2 separate regions of the Mus musculus genome follow, and region 1 is linked to region 2. A link is a loop called in an ENCODE intact Hi-C map of the cell type or tissue named here. Cell type or tissue: left cerebral cortex. All regions are shown on one strand. Links, peaks and the distances in the headings refer to the core of each region. The heading gives the core; the rest is flanking DNA. Region 1 holds the start of Gm30447. Region 2 has its middle 18 kb from the start of Gm39364.

Region 1 (11,955 bases), core at 2,628-10,627, 67 kb after region 2:
GGACATCAATGGGAAGAGAGGCCCTTGTTCTTGAGAAGGCTGGATGCCCCAGTGTAGGGGAATGCCAGGACAGGGAAACAGGAGTGGGTGGGTTAGTGAGTAGGGGGAGGAGGAATGGGATAGGGGGCTTTTGGAGGGGAAACCAGGAAAAGGGATAACATTTGAAATGTAAATAAAGAAAATATCTAATAAAAAAATCTAAACAAACAAACAAACAAACAACAACAACAAAACCCAGTAACATCCTTAAGCAAAACTGGTAGCATTCACCTCTAATTCAAGTACTTTGGAAGTAGGGACAAAAAGATCAGGAGTTCAAGGCCAGCCCCAGTTACATAGCAAGTTCAAAGCTAGCCAGGGCTAGGAAATCCTGCCCTTCTCCCAAAGCCAAAAGTAATTATTGTATTCTAGATTTAGGCAATGACTTGTAAGGAAGTTTCTTTCTTTCTTTCTTTCTTTTTTTAAAAAGAATTAATATATTTTTTAAATGTATATGAGTACACTGTAGCTGTCTTCAGACAGGTCAGAAGGGAGTCAGATCCCACTATAGATGGTTGTGAGCCACCATGTGGTTGCTGGGAATTGAACTCAGGACTTCTGGAAGAGCAGTCAGCGCTCATAACCACTGAGCCATCTCTCCAGCCTGTAAAGGAAGTTTCTAATACTGTTTATGTCCTGACACAAGTGATATTTTGCTGAGGATGCAGAGTTAAGTAGGAACCCATGAGGCAGAAGGAATTTTATTTCTAAAAGAAGTACTTGCCAATCTTGGGTCCTATTTTTGTATCTCTACTTCCTTTCAAACCTCTTTGGCAGATCAATTACCTGTTAGTGAAAAGAGAGAGAGAGAGAGAGAGAGAGACAGAGAGAGAGAGAGAGAGGTAATGAGTGTGTTCTCATATGTAGTTGTAGTTAACAAAAATTCTAGGAAACTTTTTTGCTTGGAGATTTTTTTTGAGAATGAGTTATTATGAGAATGTGTAAATTTTATATTTAGTTGTTAGCTCTCTTCTCTAACTCTAGCACCTAGAGAGAATTCTGTATTCAGTAAATCTCCTTTCTATGTTCTGCGAATATTATTCACCCTTCACCGTCTTTCAGTTTGTATTGTGTTGCTTTGTCATGATGGCTATTTTCCATGCAGGTCTTTGGCTCTCAAGCATACATACCAAATTGACATGGTCTTGCCCTTGATATGCAGCTGAGGATGATCCTCCCCCTCCCCCCCCCTTCCGGTTGCAAGTGCTGAGATCCGGGCATGCTCTGCTACACTCTGCCTTTTTAAAATTAATTTTAAGTGGCCTGTAGAATTAGTCGATTCCAAATTTTACTTATCCCAAGAGAACATAGTGATGGGCACCTTGAAAAGAACCTACTAAGTTAGCTATTAAAGGTCTATAAATATTAAGGTACAATAAATATCCTGCCCTTGCCAACATCCGTTTTCCCTGGAGGGGCATTACGGTAGTATCAACATGTTTCAGTTGGGCACCTACCCTTGCAGTTCAGCTCTTCTCTTTCTTTCTTTCTTTCTTTCTTTCTTTCTTTCTTTCTTTCTTTCTTTCTTTCTTTCTTTCTTTCTTTCTTTCTTTCTTTTTTTCTTTCTTGTCTTTTTAAAGATAGGATCTTGCTATAGCCCTGACTAGCCTGAAATGATGTAGATCAGCCTGGCCTCAAACCTGCAGCAGATGCTCCTGCCTCTGACTCTGTCTCTTTAGTGAAAACTTCTGATGCACATAGAGGGATAGACTCCATTCTTGACTGTTTGTTTAGCTTTTTTTCCCCCCATGTACATGAATTGAACCCCTACATTTCTAGCATAACGTATGACTAATAATACATGTTTGATAGTTGCAATAATTATTTTTAGAGTTTTTTCCCCTTTTTTTGTGGAACTATGATTACAAACAAAGTGTTAACAGCTATCTTGGGTTGGGGATGTAGCTCAGTTGCAGAGTGCTTGCTTTATGTTCATAAGACCCTGGAACCATCCCCAGCACTGTGAAAATAAGTAAATCAACAAAATAAGGCAAACCTATTAGGTTTCCTCCCCCATCACCTTGCTGAGTAGAGGCAAGAATTCTGAGTTAGACCACAGATACCACAAACAACACAACACAACAGCTGGATATGGTTATGGTTGCATTTAACTGTAATCCCCAGCACCTGGCAATCTGAGGCAGGGGGATTCCAAGTTTGAGGCCAATCTAAGATACACAACCAAATCTTTCCAAAAACAAACAAAAAACCAAAAAACCAAACCAAGAACCAAAGACATCTATAAATAAGTATAAACAAGCCATAAGCTAAACAACGTAGGTATTGTTACCATGTTTTGGAAATGTCTCTTGGGCTCTCTGTTGGATTACCTGGATTAGGAAGACTGGCCTAAGGGACCAAGCCTGTGAAGTGGAATGTGTTCTCTCTTTACGTGTTTAAATACAAGCCATAGGCAGTGGTGGCACATGCCTTTAATCCCAGCACTTGGGAGGCAAAGGCAGGTGAATTTCTGAGTTCGAAGTCAGCCTGGTCTACAGAGTGAGTTCCAAGACAGCCAGGGCTACACAGAGAAACCCTGTCTCGAAAAACCAAAAACCAAAACCAAAACCAAAACAAAAAAAACCCACAACAACAAAAAACAAACAAACAAAAAAAAAAAAACCCAAAACAAACAAAACAAAAATACAAGCTGTAAGAACAAAATGTTTTTAATTATGATTTTTTTCCTCCATTAATCCTATCTTTCTTCAAAGCTAATAGGTGTATAAAATGACTCCACATCAAAGACCCTTTTCTAATGGCTTAAGAGCTGTGCATTTTATTAGAACAAAGCAGAATCCACAACCCACAACAGAGCAGTTTGCTGAAGTCATTCTGGAGCTGACTTACAGATCATCCTTCACCAGCCTTTGAGCTCTCTTTGCTTTTCTCTCCCTGACTTCCTCCCCTACACCTTTCTTATTTGTTCAGTACCCTGCTGGGTATTGTAATGATCTATTCTCTTCTTCCATTTCCTCCATTGGACCAGAACCTCCTTGAGGGTAGGTGTTAAAGCTTGTCAACAGTCTGTTTAGAGCCTCATACAATGTGTGACCAAAAATAGTTCCTCAGTGGAGATGTGCTAAGTGAATAAATGAAAATGTCTCAGATAATTTCCTACATTCTTTGACTTTTTTTTTTTTTTTTTTGACAGAGTCTTACTGTCCCTTTTGCTGGCCTGGGGTTCTCTATGTAGACCAAGCTGGCCTTGAATGCATAGAAATATGCCTGCCTCTGCCTCTCGAGTGTTGCAATTTCCAGTGTGCACCACCATGCCTGGCTTTTTGACTCTCATACTCTTGGGTAAGGAGTAAGTCCATTTACTCACAGGCAGAAAAGGGGAAGGCAGGTTGCGATTTCCTGTGACAGCAGGACTCTTATCTGTAGACTCCTGAGTTGGCAAGTTTCTGTTTTCAGAGTCATGGTTCAATACATTCTCTGAATCCTTTTAGCCTTTCCCTTTTCCTCCATATTTTTACTCTTCTGATTTCGCTTCCAACTTAGCTATAGCTTTCGTTTTAGAGCTAAGCATAGCTTATAGGCAGATGCGAGATGAAAATGACACATTTTTCTGACTTTCCAGTCCCTGACTGTGGTGCACGAGTACAGAACGTGCCTTGGGAGGCCAATGGTGGCATATGCAAGCAGGGAGAGTTGCCTCTCTGTTGTGGCCATGGTGCACAGCTCAGAGAGCTATCAGGACAAGGATCCATTATGATAGTGAGCCCTTGGCCTTGAGAACACATTTCCATTTTTCTAGGGGAGATCTGAGGTGGTAGAGGTGGGAGGCTGATGTTGATGAGGCTTTAAAAAAGTGCTGATTTGAGTACTTGAGTTTGGAAAAAGTGGTATGGCCAAAGTCATGGTGGAAAGTAGAGTTTCCTTGCTGACATTGATTTGTAATTGTATGTGGGGTGGAGAAATTGCTCAGCTGTTAAAGTACTGACAGTTCTTTTAGAGGACCCAGGTTTGATTCCCAGCACCTACGTTGTGGCCCATACAGTGGTGGGTAATGTCAGTTCCCAGGGGTCTAGTCCCATCTTTTGGCTGTTGTGGACACTGCATGCAGGTGGCACACAGGCATGTATACAGGCAAAACACTTTACACAAAAGATAAAAATAATAAGTGAAAATTTAAAAAGTAGTTGAGTGCTGTTGGACTCAATTATATTTAGTTCTTTGCATATATCTCCTAGGGAGGAAGCTAAATAGAGGGCAAGAGAGGAAATGTCTTTTTTTTAAAAAAAGATTTATTATTTTTAAATGATATCTATGTGTATATGTGCATATCTGTATGGGGGTATGCACATGTGAATGTAGCTGCTTGCTAAGGCCAGAGGTGTCAGATCTCTCTGGAGCTGGAGTTCCAGGCAGTTGGGAGCCTCCTGATATAGGTGCTGGGAACAGAACTCAGGTCTGCAAGGCAGTGAGTGGGAGAGGGAGAGAGTGGGAGAATGGGAGAGGAGAGAGAGAGAGGGAAAAGAGGGAGAGAGAGAGAGGAGAGAGAGAGGGAGGGAGGGAGAGAGAGAGAGAGCACGCAAAATGTCTGGATTCTATAGGGAGAAGCCTCTGGGGGAAGGGCAACCCAGCCCCTGGGCTGCAAAGCTCACATTTGGGGGCAGGGTATGACAGGTCGGAACTGAGGGATGCAGGGAGAATCAGGAGGCCAGGTCTGCTTTGATATGAAAAATATGCACCTCAGTCCCTTCTCCCCAGGACCAAAACCAAACACCTGAGACCATAAAAAGCACTAGCAACAATGTCATCACTCCATGCTAATCTGCCTCTCATACCTAGACTAGAACACACATCTTATACATAGAAGTTTATATGCACCATTAGAAGTTCTATTTAGTGATTATCTCATTATCTATACTCCTCTAAGGAGGAACCCTGTCATAATAACTAATATTCTAAATGAACAGATTAGGAACTGAGGTCCAGGGAAGCCAAGCAAGCCATTCCAAGTCACACACAAAGCTGAGAGTAGCTTTTGTCTTAGGCTAAATTTGTATGATACACATTTCCAATTGAACCAAAGGGGAGGAACTCAGTATGTGGACCAAACTGGCCTCAAGCTCACAGAGATTGCCACCCCACCCAGCTGCTTATACCATGTATGTTTATGTCTTTAGCACAAGAATTTTTTAAAAAGATTTTATTTATAACGTCCCCCCTTCCCCAAAAGCCTTTAGTCCCAGCACTCTGGAGCAGAATCAGGAAAAAGCCTGGTCTTCAGAGAGTTCCAGGACAGCCAGGGCGATGCAGAGAAACCCTGTCTTGAAAACAAAAACAAATTCATGTGTATGTGTGGGTATGTTAACGCGAGTGCAGGTTCTTGTAGCGTTCAGAAGTGAGTGTTGAAGTTACAAGTGGTTTTGGACATCCTGAAGTGAAGTGAAGCCAAGTCACTCTGTAAGAGATAGCCCTCTTAACCGCTCTCTCTCCAGAAAAACCTTTTGCTGAAGGTGGCTACAGTGGTGAGATTGGGAGTCCTTAAGTACAGAGGCATTCAACAATATCAATTCAACATTTGAGCGCCTACATCTATGCTAGACGTTGGGCTAGATGACCAAGTTAGTGTTCTTCCTCAGAGTGCATCACTGTATAGGTCAGGGTCAAGACCTGTACTAAAGGTCAATCCTCCCGTGTTCCTCAGACAGGGCAGAAGTTGGTCAACTTAAACACTTGCTTGGGCGTAAACTTAACCAGCCACAAGGTTAAGGGCAGACTGTGATGGGAGATAAAGGGAGTAGAGCGCCCGGCAAGCAGCCGAGATAAAGGGGTGTGGCCGGCCGCAGCTTTTTCTCTCGGTCCTCGGCAGCCCCGAGGCCTCGGCAGCATTCGGACCCCGATCCTCTTGCAGACTGTCCCGTACTCATCCTGAACACATCCACGCTCGCCTGATCCTTCAGCGCCCTTTGTGAAATGCCCCCAATTGATAGTTCCCTACGGGCACACGTGACTCCGCGAGGACCCAGCGGTTAAGAGACATGGGGCGGTAGAGTGTCCCCAGTACCCTCACAGGAAGGGTCTCCCGGCCGGCGATGTACTCATCGCTTTCCCATCACTGCCTAAGCCGGCATCTTCTCTCCCTTTTCCTCTCAGGTTGCCTCCCACCTCCCGCGCGAGGCCCGGAGGAGGCAGGACCAGCGCTTCTGATCTCGCGAGAGTTCCCTCATAAGTCCCGCGAGACTCGCCTGCCGCTGCCGCTGCCGCCGTCGCTGCCGCCGCTGCCGCCGCCGCCTCTTACGTCTTTCCCTTTGACAAGTCGCCGCCGCTGCAGCAAAAATATAAAGGACGCGGCTAGCGCGGCCGCTGGCCAGCCGGGTGCCGGGTGCTGGAGCCGCACCCCATCGCCGCCAGCTCCCGACCCACGTACGGTAGGTAACACGTTCTCTTTCGCCATCGTGACCTCCCGAGTGTGTGATCGGCTGGCCCGGCCGAGCCGCTCGGGGCCGTTCCGGGGCCGCCCGCCGAGCGGGACTGCTGGCTCCGGGTGGACGGCGGGCGGAGGCCCGAGGAACCCCTGGCCCCCTGGAAGCCTGTTGGAAGCCGAGCCACCTGCCGGAGGGAGGGACCCGCCCCTGAATAAGCTTGCAGTCTGCGCCCCTCAGCGCCTCAGGGGTCGCGTCTGTGACCTTCTCCCCTTTATCCGCTATCGAGCGCGTCTCTCTTAGCTGGGACTGGGACTGGGGAGCGGCTCTCCCATCTCTTCCTCTTGAGGAGAGTCGCGACTCCGGTGCTCCCTGTCGCCGGCCGACTTCGGAGGGGTGGAGGTTGAGACCGTGCGTCTTTCTCCTCGTCTGCGCTTTTGGGTGGGGGCTGCTCATCCTTTCGGTAAACCTTTCTCTGAATCTCTCTTCGGATAAAATAACAATTTCTAAAGCCCTTGCTACCTGGAGCGGAGACGAGGCGACAGTTGTGTAGTCTCCAGGGTGAGAGGTGGATGGTGGTGATGACAGGAGCTAACCCTGGGAACAGTGATGGGTGGCAGGTTCCCAGGAGACACGAGGACAGAAGCTTGGTACCTACCTCTCCCAGGAGGTTATGTAAAGACGCGATGTATGTATGTATGTATGTATGTATGTACTATGCATGCATGTGTATGGTAGCTGTGAAGCACAGGGACAAAAATCTCCATTTGCGTTAGTTTTAAAAATGTGTGTAATACCTTGAAGGTGTATAGGTAATCAAGAGTGATAAATTCCAACGAATTAATAACCCATCTCCAGAGATAGCATTTCACTGTTAATATTTTGATATATTTCTAACAGACTCTTTTGTTTTTTAAGAGTACCTAGCTTGTCCTTGAATGGTACTTCCTTATTTTATGTATGTTCCCAAAATGATTTGTTTTATTTGAACCATTCCTTTGGCCCACTTGATTAAGCCGGGTTACTTGTTCATTATCATTGGCTGTTCCCAGCCGTCACCATATTTCATTGTGTCTTCTTTCAAAATGATTGTTGCTCAAATAGCTTTAAAAGTCAAACCTTAACATTGTTCTTTTTGGATATAATATCTGAGTTATTTTTATAGTTTTTCTTTTTTTGTGTGATGAGTCCTCTAAATCGGGCCGGTGTTTATATAAAGAAAAGAAAAATTAATTGCGATGAGGAGAAAGTAAGCTTCAAAGTTTTTAAAAAATTGATGGTGATGTGCCTTTGATTATATGTTTACATACCTGTGTGTTTATACAAGCAAAAGTGAATGTCCCGAGTGCTCGTATTATGCATAAATGCACGTGTCAATGCATGCTTGTCCTCTGCACTTGTAAATCTGTATATTTTAGAAATAGGTTAAAATATTTTGTCATGTAGTTTGAGAAAAAAAAACAGCATAATGTAGGACAAAGAACAGTCAATTATATTTTTCCCAAATCACATGACCGGATTGTATGGCAGGTTGGAAGCCTGGCATCTTTCAAAAGGAGGATAGATTATCAGTTGTCATTGAAATGGATGGCCTTTTAAGGCCTCTTGGAATCAGCAACTTGTATGAATTTTGCTTTCCCTAAGGTTCTTATCACTTTGCTTCTTAAATTTCTGGTCTTGCCAGTTCCTTTCAACATGGATGCATTGATTTGCTGGTTATGTATTTTCTCTGTGCAGTCGTGCTGGTGGTATATGGAGGAGAAGCAAATGCATCACATAGTCGTCTCATTAATGTAAACATGTGAAAATATTTTATTTAAATGGATAACGCATTGAAATGGATAACACGTTAGAGGAGGACGTGCTGTTTTTGGTGTTGGATTGGTTAGTAGAAGACGCATGTAATACATGGTGAAAAGTCTTGGTGTTGTGAGCAAAATGCCTGGGTTCAGTGGGCAGCTGATTTTAAAGTGGACTCTTAGACTGTAAGTGATAATGTTGATGCTGTATTTGTGATAAGGGAAAATTGTGTTAGGTAAAAAGCACACTTGTGAAACCAAACTCGAGCTTTAGGTGGAGGCAGAATGATCAAGATTTTCAGGCGTCTTGGCTATGTGAGAGAGATCAAAGCACGTGAACAAGCCCTTGAAATTTTGTAGGTAATCAACCATAAAAACAACAAACAATTATTTTTCATCATATATAAAACTTTGTCTTAGTATACCCACAAAACAGGTTGCTAGGGATACCTTCTAAATATTATCAAGATCTTGAACAGAGAATATTGGCTGAGTCATTTAAAAAGGAGATTGTAAAGTCAGCAAAGCCACTTCAGCTAGTATTTTTTTCTTTTAAACTAAAAGGAGCACAAAATAGGTACCTAATAGGTACTTTCTGATGACTTTATTTTTTTCTACTGGCCCTTAAAAATTAATGGGAATATTAAATTCCAGAGGAGATCTACCAGCAAATAAATGTGATGCTGAATCAGATGATGGCTAGGTTTATTTTTATTTTTTCTTTTTGATACAGGAGCTTGTGCATCTTAGGCTGATTTTGACTCTAGTTGAGACTGGCCATGAGCTCCTGATCCTCCTGCTACTCCAAGTACTGAGAATACTGAGGATACAGGCATGTGATACCATACTGGCTTGTTTTGTTTGTTTGGTTTTTTTGAGATGGGGGTCTTACTTTGTAGATCAGGCTGGTCTTGAACTCATAGAGATCTGACTGTCTCTGGGTCAGAGTCATTAATCCTGACCAATTTCTAGGTTTCTCGTAACTTTCTGAATATTGTTTGTTTATTTTTATTTTTTGTAAAAATACTCTCATTTTTGGCTCATTTGATTTTTTTCTTCATGATTAGATTTGAAGTTTTGTGTGTTTTGATTATAACACTCTGTATCAATGCATTTTACTAGGGGGCCCATGTTATTGATGTGCCTGGTTACTAATGATATTTTAACCTTGATCATTTGTTCTGGTGGCTTCTATTGGGATAGTCTAGGAGAGGGTACTCTTTGTCCCTTTGTATTCTCTTTGATATATTTATATCTTGTAGGAGGTTCTTCAAAACTATAGACTGTTTTGCTCAAACTTTCTCCCCTTGTTTGTATTGTAAAATATACGGTTATGGTATTTGTAGTTCCCTTATTCTGATATGTATGAATTGGACTTCATCTGTCAAAGGACATTTGTTAATTTAGTTATTTATATCAGTATGGTAGTGTGCATATTCATTTGATTCTACAGACTGTTGTCCAATATAATAGCATTATGTTGTTCACATTGTTTCAGTTTTGGCCACAGTGTGTGTGTGTGTGTGTGTGTGTGTGTGTGTGTGTGTGTTGATTAAAGGCCAACTTGTAGGAGTTGATTCTCTTCTTCCACCATGTGGATCTTGGGGACCCAACTCAGATTGAAAGCCTTGATGAGAGGCACCATTAGCTACTGACCACCTCACCTGGTTTGTTTTGTTTTGTTTTCCAGACAGAGTTTCTCTGTGTAGCCCTGGCTGTCTTGGAACTCACTCTTAGACCAGGCTGGCCTCGAACTCAGAAATCTGCCTGCCTCTGCCCCCCAAGTGCTGGGATTAAAGGCGTGAGCCACCACGCTTGGCTTGAGTTAAATAATTGTTTACAGTCTACTAAATATTAAACATCTGTTATATTATGGGTAGGTTATAAGCTAATACAATGCAGGATTTTTAACCCTTTTTACTCATGATTTCCTTTTGTCAAGTTTTTAGGTGACCCTAAATAAGTAGTTATATAAAGTAAGTATACAAATGAGACATTTACTGATAAGCATAACTTATTTTAAAATAGCTGTTTTTATATGCATATGGATTTACTAAAGATGAAAACAAATTTGAATACTGAGAAGTGGGTTTGTTTACTTATTTTTATAAAAGAAATTAACTCTTGCTGAGCATTTGATACTACAAGACATAGAACATCTTCCAGCATTTTTTAAAAAGAGTTGATCGATATTTTGGTTTTATAATCAACGGCATTGAGAGTGCTGCTTCTCATAAATTCATAGTACAAAATTTCAGGAGTATATTTAGAGCCATTTTAGTAATTGTGGAAAATTCTGTCCTAATTTTGATACAAAAATATTTAATGACTTTTTATGTGAAAGTCAAGCCAACTTTAAAAATCAAATGTTCTAACATAAAGAGATTCAGAGATATTACTTGGATGCTTGTATGCTAAGGATTGATAATAAAAATATTAGAAGCTTTGTTTTCTGTAATTAAAATTATTTCTATAAAAGCACAACATTTTTTTTGCATGGTAAAAATACTGCAATCCGTAATTTACAATATTCTCAGTCTGAGCCATGGTAATTCCAGCATTGCTTCTTGGCATTGCACAGTGCCATGGCATGCATAGTACAACGCATACACATTTTAGCTTCAGTGGAGTCACAGGGTGCAGCATGGGCAAGTGCTGCCAGAGACACTTTGGATTCCTTCTTGTGTCCAGAAACCTGTTAGTGTAGCTAGATTTTTGGCCACCCTTGAATTTAGTTAAATGATCGGATCACTTCCCACAGTTTAAGAATCAGACTATAAGGGACCAGAGAACAATAGATTTTGTTATCTGCCAGGAGTGGGGAACTCTGGAACCTATCCCCTGAAGTTACTGAAGGATAACTATATTTATTTCTCTTTGTATGATGACCATGAGTTTATATCAGTACCTTTTCCTCCAACACTACAAGGTTGCTCTGACCTTCTGTTACTCCTTATTTGTATTTTCTTTCTGTGACAGAAGTCTAGATCTCAGTATCATAACATATTTGCTAACTTTTGGAGTATCCAACAGATAGTTATTTGCTTATGAAAAGTATTCACAAGGTTATCTGTGTGCAGTTTTTATCTTTAGCTATTTAGGTTAGTTGTTTTATTCTCTGTTCTATTTAGTGTGACTGTGTTACTTTAGTGCAGTGTAGTTCAGTTCCTTTGTTGCTTCTTTGTATTCTCTTTTGATTGCTCTCAGTCCTGGTTGATGTTAACTAATTATTGTTATGGATGATGATGATGGTGACTTCAGATAGGATCTCCCAAATAATCTCACACTGGGCTCAAACTTGGTATTCTTCTGCTTCAACCTTCTAATGTTTGGATTATAGGCTTGTATCATCATATGTGGCATTATTGTTAGTTTGGGTTTGTGGAACAGTACAGTTACTGAATGCCACTGCTATTTGACTTTACTATGTAAAATGATTACTCACATGTGTCCCTCTATCCTACTGTCACATTCCTCTGTCTCTATCTTTGTTTGTACCTCTTTTCCATGTTCATTAAGGAATCCAGAATTTAAATTTAGTTTCAGATTTATCTCTTCCTCAATTATTTCACCAAAATGAACAGATTACATGCATTTAAAAACATTAAACCTCTGTTTGCAGCCCATGGTACAAATATGACCATTGGAGGTCAGAGGACAATTTGGAATTTATTTTTGCTTACATGATTTGTGTCTCAGGGATCAAACTTAGGTCATTAGGCTTAGTGATACGCACCTTT
Region 2 (11,955 bases), core at 2,561-10,560:
ATTGCAGTCGGGCTGGCTGACCCCGCATTCTTCCAGAAGGTTATGACCTTAGTTAACCCGGGAAGGAGCGGAAACAGGAAAGCTCCTGAGACCTACAGGCTGACAGAGGTCGAACTGAGATGTTGGCCCTCCCCAGCTGGGTCCTGGGTCATTGCTTTCTCAGACCCTTTTAGTAGCCAAGCTGTGGGCTTTGGGCCTGAGGGTGCATTTCCTGGTTGGAGAGGAAACAGGGCAGACGTTCCTGAACAACTGCAGACCTCATCAGTCGCCTTCACTCAGTGCTAGCCCTGGAAAGCCCCACCAGCTGTAAGAGATCATATTCTGGAAAATTCTCCCTCCCCTCCTTAGTCAGGCAACAAATTACAGTGCCCAGGATCTGCTTAGCCACAGTGTCGTCAAGTGAGTCTCGCAAGCTTGTCTGATTTATGATGTGCTACTGAAGGTACTGGAAGTGACAAGACCCTCCCTCAAAAGCTGGAATCAAACCGTGATGGTATATGCCTTTAATCCCAGCAGAGGCAAGTGAGTCTCTGAAAGTTCGAGGCTAGCCTGGTCTACAGAAGCAGTTCCAGGACAGCCAGGACATACATTTACAGAGAAAAACTCTGTCATTCATACTTATCTATATGACTACCATATATATGAATACTATATATATGACATATATATATGTGAATATATGTATGAATATATGTGCGAATATATATATATATATGTACATATATATATAAAATCAGCTACCAACGTATTCACGTTTGACAGGTTCTTTCTTGGCTGGGCCCAAATCTATTTCCCCAAAGATCCACCCATTGCCCCCATTCTGTCTTCTGCAGTCACATGCATTTAACACATGTGTAGACAAAAACGGGAACATGACAGGTCCTCCAGAACTCACAGTTTAATGACAGGAAGAAATAGGAACTAAGCCAGGAGCTGAGGAAGGAGCCTTCATTCTGACGGATAAGGCCCCAGTGAGCTTTTGAGATGCTCCTAAAGGACAAGATGCCTTGTGTTTGCAATGGGTCTACAGAGTCTGCAGTACAGGACCCACCTGAGCAGAGACTCGGAGGTAGGAAGAACTTATACCTCCTGAGGAGGTGGGGTGGTCTGGTGGAGTATGCTCAGGAAGAAAGCACTGTGAAGATGATGGCTTCGAATGTAGGCTTGAGCCTCCTGGGTGATGGGGAGGTGACTCTTCTTTAGGGCTGTGGTTTAGATCAGCACCTCTTAGTGTGGTCTCTGGCCAGCAACTGGAAACTCGTCAGAAGTACACATTTTCTAGCCCACTCCACCTTTCCTGTATTAGAAGCTCTGGGGGTGCTAAACAAGTTGCTTAAGAGATTCTGCTATGATACTTTAGAAAAACTACTCCTAGAGGCTAGAGAGATGGCTCAGTTGGCAAAGTGCTTGCCTTATAAGTATGAGAACCCAAGTTCAACTTCTAAGACAGATAAGGCAATATATGTATGCATTAATCCGGGCACTGGGAAGGCAGAAACACAAAGATCCATGGGGCTCACTGACCAACCAGCTTAGCCTAATTGGTAAGCCCCAGGTCCCAGTGAGAGACCCAGTCTCAAAAAACCAAAGAGAAAGGCTTCTGAGAAATGACCCCCGAAGGCTGATCTCCCGACCACACAAGTACCGGCACACATTGGATTGGGTGGGGCAGCCTGTGGAGGAGACAATTCAGACTATTGGGATAAGCTAAATGGGTTAGGCAAGGACCTGACCTAGGGAGAGAGCACAAGGAACCAGACATGTTAGGGTTCCTCTGCTACTTCACCTATTAGCTACCCAGACGAGGACAAGACAGATGGGCCTCAGTTGCCAGTCTTTTTGACTCCAGTCAAAGAAAGAATCGGACATGGAGGATGGATGTAAGGACCAGTGGGAGATACCTGCAAAGCTCTCAAATAGAGAGAACAACTGCCTAAGTTTGCCTGAACCTGGGCAGTTTCATGGGACAGAGTTCCAGAAGACGAAGATGGAGCTCCAGGCAAAACCATGGTCAACGTCACTGGATCCACTGCACCTGAGAAAAGGTGAGTATTCCCTGGCCCCCAGGATCAGGCTTGCTGACTGTTGATGTAACCTCACAGAAGAAGACCTTCCCTGATACCATCCACACCTCCCAGCTGGCTGTATGCAATTCTACCTTAATTGCATGAGGCATGAAGTTCCCGATGGTATATAAGCTGAGGAAGACTGAAAGACGTCCCGTCGAGGTGACTCTGGAAAGTCATCACCTAAGCTTGGCAAAGACTTGGCAGTGTCCCTGCTTCAAGATCAGCCACTATTCTGCCAGTAAGCCTCAGCTGTGCTCTGTGAGAAAGCCCAATAAACTCATTTGTTCACCAGAGTGAATGTGGTTGGAACTGTGCCGTGATTGCCTTTGGGGACTTATGAAGTGGGAAGAGATGTTTATATTCCTCAGAGAAGAACTGTTCTCAACAGTGGCAAATCTAGGGATGTCCAGTACAGGACTGGACTTCTGGTCACCTTACCCCATGGCATGCTGTTTAGAAAGAAGCATTTGTTAGGGTGTTTGTGGAGGACCAAGTGAAGGATGGAGTTCTTGGAGAGTCCCAAGTTGATTCTCAAGCATTTTAGTGGCATCTGAAGTTGCCTGTCTCTCTTTTCACCCATTTCTGGTGCCTGTTGAGCTTAGCAGATGCTCCTTCTGCAGCCCTTCCCATGGCCTGGTTATGCAGATTGGCAGGAAAGAAGAAAGGCCCAGACAAGGGCATAAAGACAGCACTCCCTGGCTGTGCTGCTGGCCAGGTGCCTAGGTCACCTGAAATACAATAAGGCTCATGGCTCTCAGACCTTGCTGATGCTGCTGGAAGCTGAAAATACCCAGGGCACTGGCCTGATGCCTGGGTGGCTCCTCTGGGCCAGGAGTAGCTATGATGTCTCCACAGGGTTCTTGGTACTTCAGCCCAGGCCTCTGTGGGGGAAGGGCAGGGCCACACCTCTCACCTTTCCAACAGGTTGAGTATTTTAAACAGACCAGGCTTTTTTGTCCTTTATCCTAATACTTGTCCAGGGGGAGGCAAAACTACTTTACAATGTTTACTCAACTGAGAGCATCAGGCAGAAAGATACTTCGAGAGTTGAAGTTGCCAAGTTGACAGGATCCAGAATCCCCTCCAGACAAATATCTGGGCGTGTCAGTGAGGGAGATTCTAGTTTAGGTTAACTAAGCTGGAGAATCCCACTGCAGCTGTGGATGCTATTCATGGGGCTAGGGTTCTGGACTACATAACAAACAGAGATCTAGTTGAACCCCAGCATCTGTCTGCCTCTGCTTCCACACAGCAGACACAGTGTGGCCAGCCACTTCACACTCCTGCTTGTATGCCTTTGCCACGATGCACTGTATCCCAACTGTAAGTCAAAATAGACCTTCTTCTATTTCTTCTCCTTCCTTTTTCTTTTTTTTCTTTTGAGACAGGGTCTCACTAGGTAGCCCTGGCAGGCAGGTCTGGAATTAATTCACAATATAGACCAAGCTGCTCCCAGACTCACAGAGGTGTGAGCCACCATGCCTCCTAGCTTTAAGTTGCTTCTGACCAGGTGTTAGGTCTCAGCAATGAGAAAAGTAATTTGCATATGTCTTTACAGGAAGTGAGCACAGACATTCTGAAACCACAGCAAAGCCTTTCTTGGTCTGCATGCACATCCCTAGATCGAGGGGGGTGGGGGGACCAGGATAAATTGTGATTGTCTATACCTAAGGCTTAGTGCCTTAGAGCCTAGGGCACAATTGGTTTTCCCCCAAACTGCTAGGAGGCAGCTGAGGTCTCTACTGAGAGAAGGGCACTGATGGAGGGGTGTAGTGCCTCTCTCCATGCCCACTGCTGGGTGATGGTAGGCAATGTCTCTTACCCCCTCCTCACTGGACACTGGCCCAGGAGGTGGGCTTTCCTGCTCCTCCAAAGCCTGTAGGTACTTACCTCTTTTCCCTAGAAAGTGTCTCCCAGCAGGATGTGCTGGCATGTGTCTTTAATGTCAGTACTTAGGAGGCAGAGGCAGGTGGATCTCTGTGAGTTCAAGATCAGCCTGGTCTAGATAGTATGTTCTGGCAAGGGCTACATAGACCGGTTTCAAGGGGGAAAAAAAAAAGAAAAAAGAAAATATGAAAATGTCTTCTAGCCTAGGTCCACGGTACTGATCTGAAAACCCTGGCCTGAGAGTCAGGTTAGGTCTCAGAGTTTGAATGACATTTCTGACATCTTCTTAGCTGGGTGATTATTTATTTATTTATTTACCAAGGTATTGGGCCTCAGCTTTCCCATTTGTAAAACGGGGGCATGCCAATATCTTCCCCGCAGGGCTCCTATGACTATTCGGTTGGATTAGCTAAAGCATGGCGGCACTTAGTGTACTGCACTCAGAAAGTGGCTTCTGTCCTAACAACTGTGCTTTATGGACTAGCGTAAAACATAAATTCATCAGTGAGTAGGCTGGATGGAGCAAATGGAAGAAGGAGATGGAGTTCCCATGGTGTTGTTTGCTGCCTCTGCCAACCACTCTGGTGACATGTGATATGTGATGAGCAAGGCCCTTGACGTGACATGCCTCTTGTTTCTCGTCCTTTGGTTTTCCCCAGTGCATGCTGGGGGCCGGCCCACATCCTGAACATTCTGTGAAGCTCGGTTGGTTAAGAAACCTCACTGCCCAGCTGCAAAGCACCTTCGCTTTCCGCCTGTCTGGCCCCTTCAGCTGCCTACGGCCAAATGCAAAGGAGCCTTGCTAGAGAGCAGCAGCAGCTGCTGCCTTCTTGCCGGTCTGCCTGTGCCTCTCCACTCCCCCCGCCCCCACCCTGTGGTTTGCATTCTAGAAGCATCTGCCTCACACCAGGTCTTTATTGCCTTCTGTTCTCACAGCCATCTTGAGAAAGCTTAGGAAACTAAGGCTTCCAGGGGGGTTGGCATTTGTTTTGTTTGCATTCAGAGACAAGGGCTCACTATGTAGCCCAGGCTGGCCTTGAACTTGCAACCCTCCTGCCTCAGCCTCCCCTGAGCTGGGAACCCAGGTGTATACCATGCCCAAATATTTCTGTCTTTTTGCTTTCTAGATGTCATATATGAGCAGCTTCTGTCATGATGTCTCACCACAGACCCCCAAGGCAGCAGAGGCAAGCAGCCATGGACCTAAACCTCCCAGACTGTGAGCCCAAATAATCCTTTCTTCTTTTTCTGTTGATTATCATAGGCCTTCTGTCACAGCAGTGGAAAGTTGGTAGTCTGAGGTCTTTCGTAGGCCCCAGCACTGCATAAACCATACACGCTGGTGCATGCCTGCAATCCTAGCACTCTGGAGCCAGAAACAAGAGGACCAGGAATTCAAGGTTATCTTTTGCTGCATAGTGAGTTGTGAATTTAGGCTAGCCTGAGCTATATTACTGTTTTAAAACAAAAGCAAACAGGTGACTGGAGAGATGGCTCAGCAGTTAAGAGCACTGACTACTCTTCCAAAGGTCCTGAGTTCAATTTCCAGCAACCACATGGTGGCTTATAGCCATCTGTAATGGGATTTGGTGCCTTCTTTTGGTGTCTGAAGACAGCCACAGTGTACCCATAGAAATAAAATAAATACACCTTAAAAAAAAAAACCCACTGTTCTCATTTTTAAAAAGTGAAAAAAAAAAAACAACAGAAATCAAACTAACACATCTGCATCTCCCCCCACCTCAACCCCCCAATGTGTATTGCTGTTTTGTCTGCACATAAGTGTGCACCATGTGCATGCAGTTTCCACAGAAGCCAGAAGAGGGCATCAGACCACCTGGACTTACAGACAGTAGTGAGAGCTACAAGGATTGAACCCTTGTCCTCTGGAAAAACAGTCAGCTCTGTTAACCACTGAGCCATCTTTCTAACCCAGGTTCTGCATCCTTGAAAAGATTTACAATGGAAGATGCTACTCTGATGGTAGGGATGAGGGACTAGTAGGCGCATAGTCATCCCTTTTTAAGGGCAGATGGCCAACTTCATCATTTGTTTTTCTGAGTGCCCCCAACTTCTGGGCTATTCCTTGTAATTTCTTATCTATTTGGCTCTCACTCATTCAGGGAGTGGGGGATGGGGACAGGGACTGAGCTTTGCTTTCCAGGAGCAGACTCGCTTGACGGAGCACCCCTGGGTAGCACTAGGGATGCCCTGACGCTCCTTGTGAGGCTGCAGCAGCTTTTGAACTCCTTCTCCCCTATAGCCAAGCTTTTAATTTCTTCCTTAGCAGCTGGGAAAAACAAGGGGAGAGGGCAGTGAGGTGATTAGTGGGCAAAGGTGCCTGCTGCCAAGCTTTAGTCTCATGCCCAGGATCCAAATGGTGGAAGGAGAGAAATGACTTTCGAAAGTTGCCCTTGAACCTCCACACACCTGCTATAATGTGCACATGTGCATGGGTATGTGTGCATGCATGCATACACATTCATGCTCACCCACATGAATACACACATACAGGCACTAAATAAATTTCTTCTCCCTCAACATTTCCAAGGCTTGAGCCTGCATAGCAACCATGCTGCCTTCTCTAGTGCCAGGGGAGAGCTAAGTTATCAGTAGGCAATCCTAGGAAGAGAACTCATGTTTATCAAGACATGAGTTTATCATGTTATACAAAGGCATTGTTCTAATCTCTTGTGTGTACTTTCCCTGACTTACCTACCACCTTTGCAGATGAGGAAGTGGAGGACCTTGGAAGCTATGCTGAATAAGACAAGGCTGGTAGATAGTGGAGCCAGGGTTTGGTTCTGGACTTTGAAGTCCATGTGCTGTTACTGTAGGCTGCCTTTGAGGGGCCCCTTGGAGGCAGAGGTCATGAAACTTCAGGAGTTGTATGGAATTCTACCCACACAAGGCAGTCCTGGACATTCAATGTGTGTCAACTGAGACTAACCTCAGCCAGTTTACACGGTGCTGTGTTGCCCACTGTCAAGGTCATAGGCACTCCCAAAGATTATTGAAGAGAAAAGCTTGAACCTTACGAGGTCATGGCCACCAGGTGGCACTGCAAGGACTGATTGAGATCTTTGTTCCTAGATCTGAAAGCCAGTAAGATATACCTGGTTCCTAAAACAGAGGTTCCAGGGAAACAAGCAAACCAATCAACCACAGGCCAAACCCTTGAGAGTCTGGCTTAATGTTTTGCATAGGCTTTGTGGAAATCTGCCAAGATTTTTTTAAAGTTTTAATTTTCAGAGTCAGTCAAATGCCATCTATATAGTTCAAGAATTTTCAAGTATAAAACAGGAGCTGGGGTTGCAGCTTAGTGCTAGAGTACCTGCTTTGCATGTACACAGCTCTGGCTTCAGTCTCCAGTACAAACACACACACACACACACACACACACACACACACACACACACTGTATAAAAAGTATGTAGAAAAAATCTACTCTTATATTTACTGCTATTAGTTATTTATGAATCCTTCTAAATATTACACATGTAAACATAATACATAACTATCTTCATACAAGATTTTATATGAATATATATTTTATATAGCAATATGTATATATAAAGCCATATACATATATATATGGATATATATATATATATATATATATATATATATATATATATATATATTCCTTCTTTTAAAACAGATGGCTGCTTAAAAAAACCTTGCTTTTGAGGGACTATTAAAATGGCTCATAGGAAAAAGACACTCACTTACAAGCCTGACAACCCAAGTTCTATCTCCAAGATCCAAATGATGCAAGGAAGGCAGCCAGGCATGATGGTACCTGCTTTTAATTCTAGCATTCAGGAAAGTGAGTTACAGGCCAGCCAAGGCTATATAGTGAGACCTGTCTCAAAAACAACAACAAACCAAAATGGTGGAAGAAGATAGCTTGACTCCAGCAGGTTGTCCTTGCTCCATACGTGCTGCCTGACACATATATGTGCATATGTGTTTCACATATATGTGCATGTGTGTTTCTTTCCTTCAAGGGAGAAAAAGATCCACTGTAGTCTTCCACTCAAGAAGACTCCCTGCCATTTAAAGAAGAGAAGTTAGTGATGTTAGCCATACTTCATTTTGTAATCTACAAATATGATGATAAATGTACACATTGCAAAGTGAACATATTTTAAAGTAAAATAGGAACAATTCATACAGTTTTGTTTTCCAACAAAAACAAAGGTGAAACAAGTGAAAATGATAACTAGTAACAGATGGTTTTATGTAGATCTTTATGTCGGCAGTAATCCTTTTTTTTTTAAGATTTATTTATTTTATTATATGTAAGTAAACTGTAGCTGTCTTCAGACACTCCAGAAGAGGGAGTCAGATCTCATTACAGATGGTTGTGAGCCACCATGTGGTTGCTGGGATTTGAACTCTGGACCTTCGGAAGAGCAGTCGGGTGCTCTTACCCACTGAGCCATCTCACCAGCCTGGCAGTAATCCTTTTAAAATTCTATTGATTTGTTTTGTTTTTTAAGACAGGGTTTCATGTACTCCAGGCTGGCTTTGAACTTGATATGTAGGTTGATTTACATTTTTAAAATTATATTTATTATTATTATTATTATTGTGTGTGTGTGTGTCTGTCTGTCTGTGGCATGGAATGTAGGGTGGGGGACAATGGGTGTCAAAGGACACTTTTTGGGAGTCTGCTCTTTCCTCCCACTGCTGGCTCTAGAAACTGAACTCAGGTTATCAGGCTTGCATAGTGCTTGTGTGTGTGTGTGTGTGTGTGTGTGTGTGTGTGTGTGTGTGTGTACCTGCTGGGTGGCTTGCTAGCCCTTGTTTGATTTTTTGATTGGTTGATCTCAGATTGTGGCTTTAGAGACGTTTTATAATCTGTATCATTTGATCTCTCAGCTTGTCAACTGTCAGTGTTGATAGTAAGCTTTCAGATGGTATTCTTGATTCTTGTATGCACAGAACGTCAGAAACCTTCAGTCATTATTCTGTCCCTGATCAGCTTTCAAGTGGCGCCGCTCATGTGACTTATCAGAAATTACAATTGCACGATGTTTGTGATAATTACCGTGGATTCTTTCCAGATGCTTCTCAGCACTTTGGCCTTTAGTGGACTTTGGGAACAGAGCCCAAAGCCTCTGTTATCTGATGATGCCAAACTGCAGCTGCACATTTTCTAATGCCCTAGGGATGCAGGCGTGACAGCTACTGTTCCCCAGCCACAGTGACCTGCAGGCTTTTGCTCCTGATCTCAGAGGTCTGTTTGCCATGGGGTAGGATCATGCTGTTACATAGGATATACACTGGGTCATGCCTTGTTTCTTTCACGGAACAATATAGAGATTTTTATCAGTTTGTAAAAAACTACTGATTCTTTTGGGGATTAAAACACAATGATATTATTTCCCCCTTCACTTTCATTCTCCTTTCTCAATCACACACACACACACACACACACACACACACACACTTTTTCAAAATTATGGCCTCTTTATCTTTGTTATTATTGGTGTTGTTTTGTGTGTGTGTGTGTGTGTGTGTGTTTGTTTGTTAAAATATTCCTAAATATATAAATACAATCTGACCCACTCAGTCCATATAAGATTACTTGTGTGTGTATGTTTTTATTATTTATTTGTTTGTTTGTTTGTTTGTTTTCTCTGAGACCAGTTTTCTCTGTGTAGCCCTGGTTGTTTTAGAACTCACTCTGTAGACCAGGCTAGCCTTGAACTCACAGAGACCTGTGTGCCTCTGTTCCAGGAAGGCTGGGATTAAAGGCATGCGCCACCACTGTCCAGCATTTGGGTATGTTTTTAAGGCTGACCATTTGGTGCTGAAGAACGAATTACTGTGCTCTTCCCTGGAGAAGACTCTTCTTCGGGGCCTCTGCATCCCGTAGCTGCCTGTAGTTCTTTGTCCAGACCTGGGCCTTGCAGGCTTTCCCTGTCCACATTAGTGTGATCTTTAGTGTCACCCTTGCTCAGGTCATGTTGGGATAGCCATGTTGAAGAGACTTCATGAGTGAAGCTTCTGACATTTCTAGGAGTCACATCTCACAGCAGACTCCCTGTTCCTCTGTCTCGTACTGTCTTTCTGCCCTCTCTTCCACAATGGTCTCTGGATTGTAAGTGCAGGAGCTGAGCTATAGATGGATCCCTTGGGACAGGGTTCCACACTTCTGCATTTTAATTGGTTGTGGTTTTCTATAATTATTCTTTGTCTGTTGTAAAGAGAGGTTTCCTTATGAGAGTTGAGAACAAAACTGTGAGGTGGTAGTTGTTGACCCATAACTTCAACCTCATTCTTTGTTATAACCATATAGTGTTCTATTATAGAGATATAATGTTTTGGGGGTTTGTTTGTTTATGTCTTGAGATAGAGTCTCTCCTAGGTTGGCCTGGAACTCACAGTCCTCTTGCTTCAACCTCCAGAGTTCTGGAATTAGAGGTGGGTAATAACACACCTGACTCTATATCGTGTGTGTGTGTGTGTGTGTGTGTGTGTGTGTGTGTGTGTACATGTATATATGCAAGCCAGAGGTCAGTGTCAGGTGACTTCATCTCTTGTCCTTCATTGTATTGTTTTAAGATGTGGTAGCTCACTGCATCTGAAGCTGATCAATTTGACTGGACAGGTGAGCCAGCAAGCCCCTAACACCTTCCTATCTCAGATTTCTAAGCAGTAGGAGTATCCCCATGTAGTCTTTTAAGGGGTGCTGGGGATCTAGAGTCAGGTCCTCAGACTCACGTACAAACTACATTAAAGACTGAGCCATCCTTCCCAGCCCTGGATATCGTACTTCCTTCAGATTCATAGAGGCATGAATACTGCTCTTGTAAAGGACCCTAATTCAGTTCCCCAAGCTCATGCTGAGTGGCTCACAACTGCTTGTAACTCCAGCTCTGGGGAAGCCATGGTCTCTCTGACTTCAGTAGGCACCTGTACTTACATGCTCAGACATACAGCAACAAACACATTTACACATAATTACCTTGTTTTAAAGATCAGGGGCTGTAGAGTATTCAGTGGTTAAGAGTACTTGCTGCTCTAGAAGACCCAGGTTCAATTCTCTATACCCATATGGCGGCTCAAGGCCACCTGTACCTCCAGGTGTAGGGGATCTGATGCCCTTTTCTGACCTCCTCAGGTACCAGGCTTGTTCACGGTATACATACATACATACATACATACATACAAGCAAAAAACCCCATACACATGAAATAAAGTAAATAAAAATGTTAATCTTAATAAGTAAACACAACAAAAGGAAAAGCTTAGATTTAGTTAAGACCTTTTATGGATCCAACAACAGCCTATTCCTCAGTTTCTTACCCTTTTAACAGGAACAATTCTATGACTTTAGTGTTTACCATAGATAGTTTTATACCTTTTGCTTAAATGCTTCTATATCCATAAAGATGACATGGTATCATTTTGCAGGTTTTTAACCTTTATTTGTGCTTCATGATTTCTAATTTTTCACTTAATATTATGGTTTTGAGTTAAAAAAAAAAAAAACATGTGGCTCTAGTTTATGTGTGTGTGTGTGTGTCTGTAATAGCATTCTGACCTCTTCCCTGCCAATGGGCACTTTTTCTTATAAGCATCACCATCCTGCCCAAGTGTGAAAGTTCCTCTACAAGTAGAGTTTAAGGCTCCTGAGGACAAATGACTTTAGCTTACTAGGTATTGCCAAATTGTTCTCTTAATGAGTTTTACTAACTGAGTGTGCCGCTGACACTCTCATGTATATTGATGCATCTATCGTTCTATTTGAACTTAAGATGCCTTCCTTTTGTAGCATTCGATGGGGGGTCCTGTAGCAGCCTTCTAGAACTTCATTTCTATTTAAATTCAACAAACATTGCTTGGCAGCTGTTGGGAGCAAGCACTGGGAATGATCAGTGTCAAGCTGGCCTTCCTCCTGGCCCTTGAGAGGTTTACTCTAGCAGGCGAGAGAGAACCAAGCATGTCACTAACCAACCACATGAAATTGTCCATGAGTTCCAAG

What was found. A loop is a pair of places that touch in the nucleus more often than their neighbours do. Peaks named below come from ENCODE experiments on the same cell type or tissue, not always from the same donor. Only the 100,000 strongest peaks of a DNase experiment are listed, where the experiment ranks them.
Region 1: it touches region 2 in a loop (4-fold over the local background); 11 of 42 quality-filtered maps call a loop at or near these places.

Annotation. Positions count from the first base shown.
Region 1 is chr9:66,344,200-66,356,154 of GRCm38, forward strand. Gm30447 reads right to left here and starts at 9,455. Exons shown (of 2, transcript XM_006511600.4): 1 at 6,422-9,455; 2 at 6,126-6,319. The coding sequence starts at 6,872. The coding sequence ends at 6,144. Herc1 (HECT and RLD domain containing E3 ubiquitin protein ligase family member 1) reads left to right here and starts at 6,251. Exons shown (of 78, transcript NM_145617.3): 1 at 6,251-6,422. In left cerebral cortex, for the core only: no CTCF peak of the experiment used is centred there; DNase peaks (open chromatin) are centred at 3,389, 6,234, 6,932 and 8,205; H3K4me3 peaks cover 2,962 bases; H3K27ac peaks cover 1,797 bases.
Region 2 is chr9:66,277,010-66,288,964 of GRCm38, forward strand. No RefSeq gene overlaps it. Among named protein-coding and RNA genes, the nearest start is that of Gm39364, 18 kb to the right of the region's middle. In left cerebral cortex, for the core only: CTCF peaks have their summits at 5,760 (motif pointing right) and 7,009 (motif pointing right); a DNase peak (open chromatin) is centred at 7,016.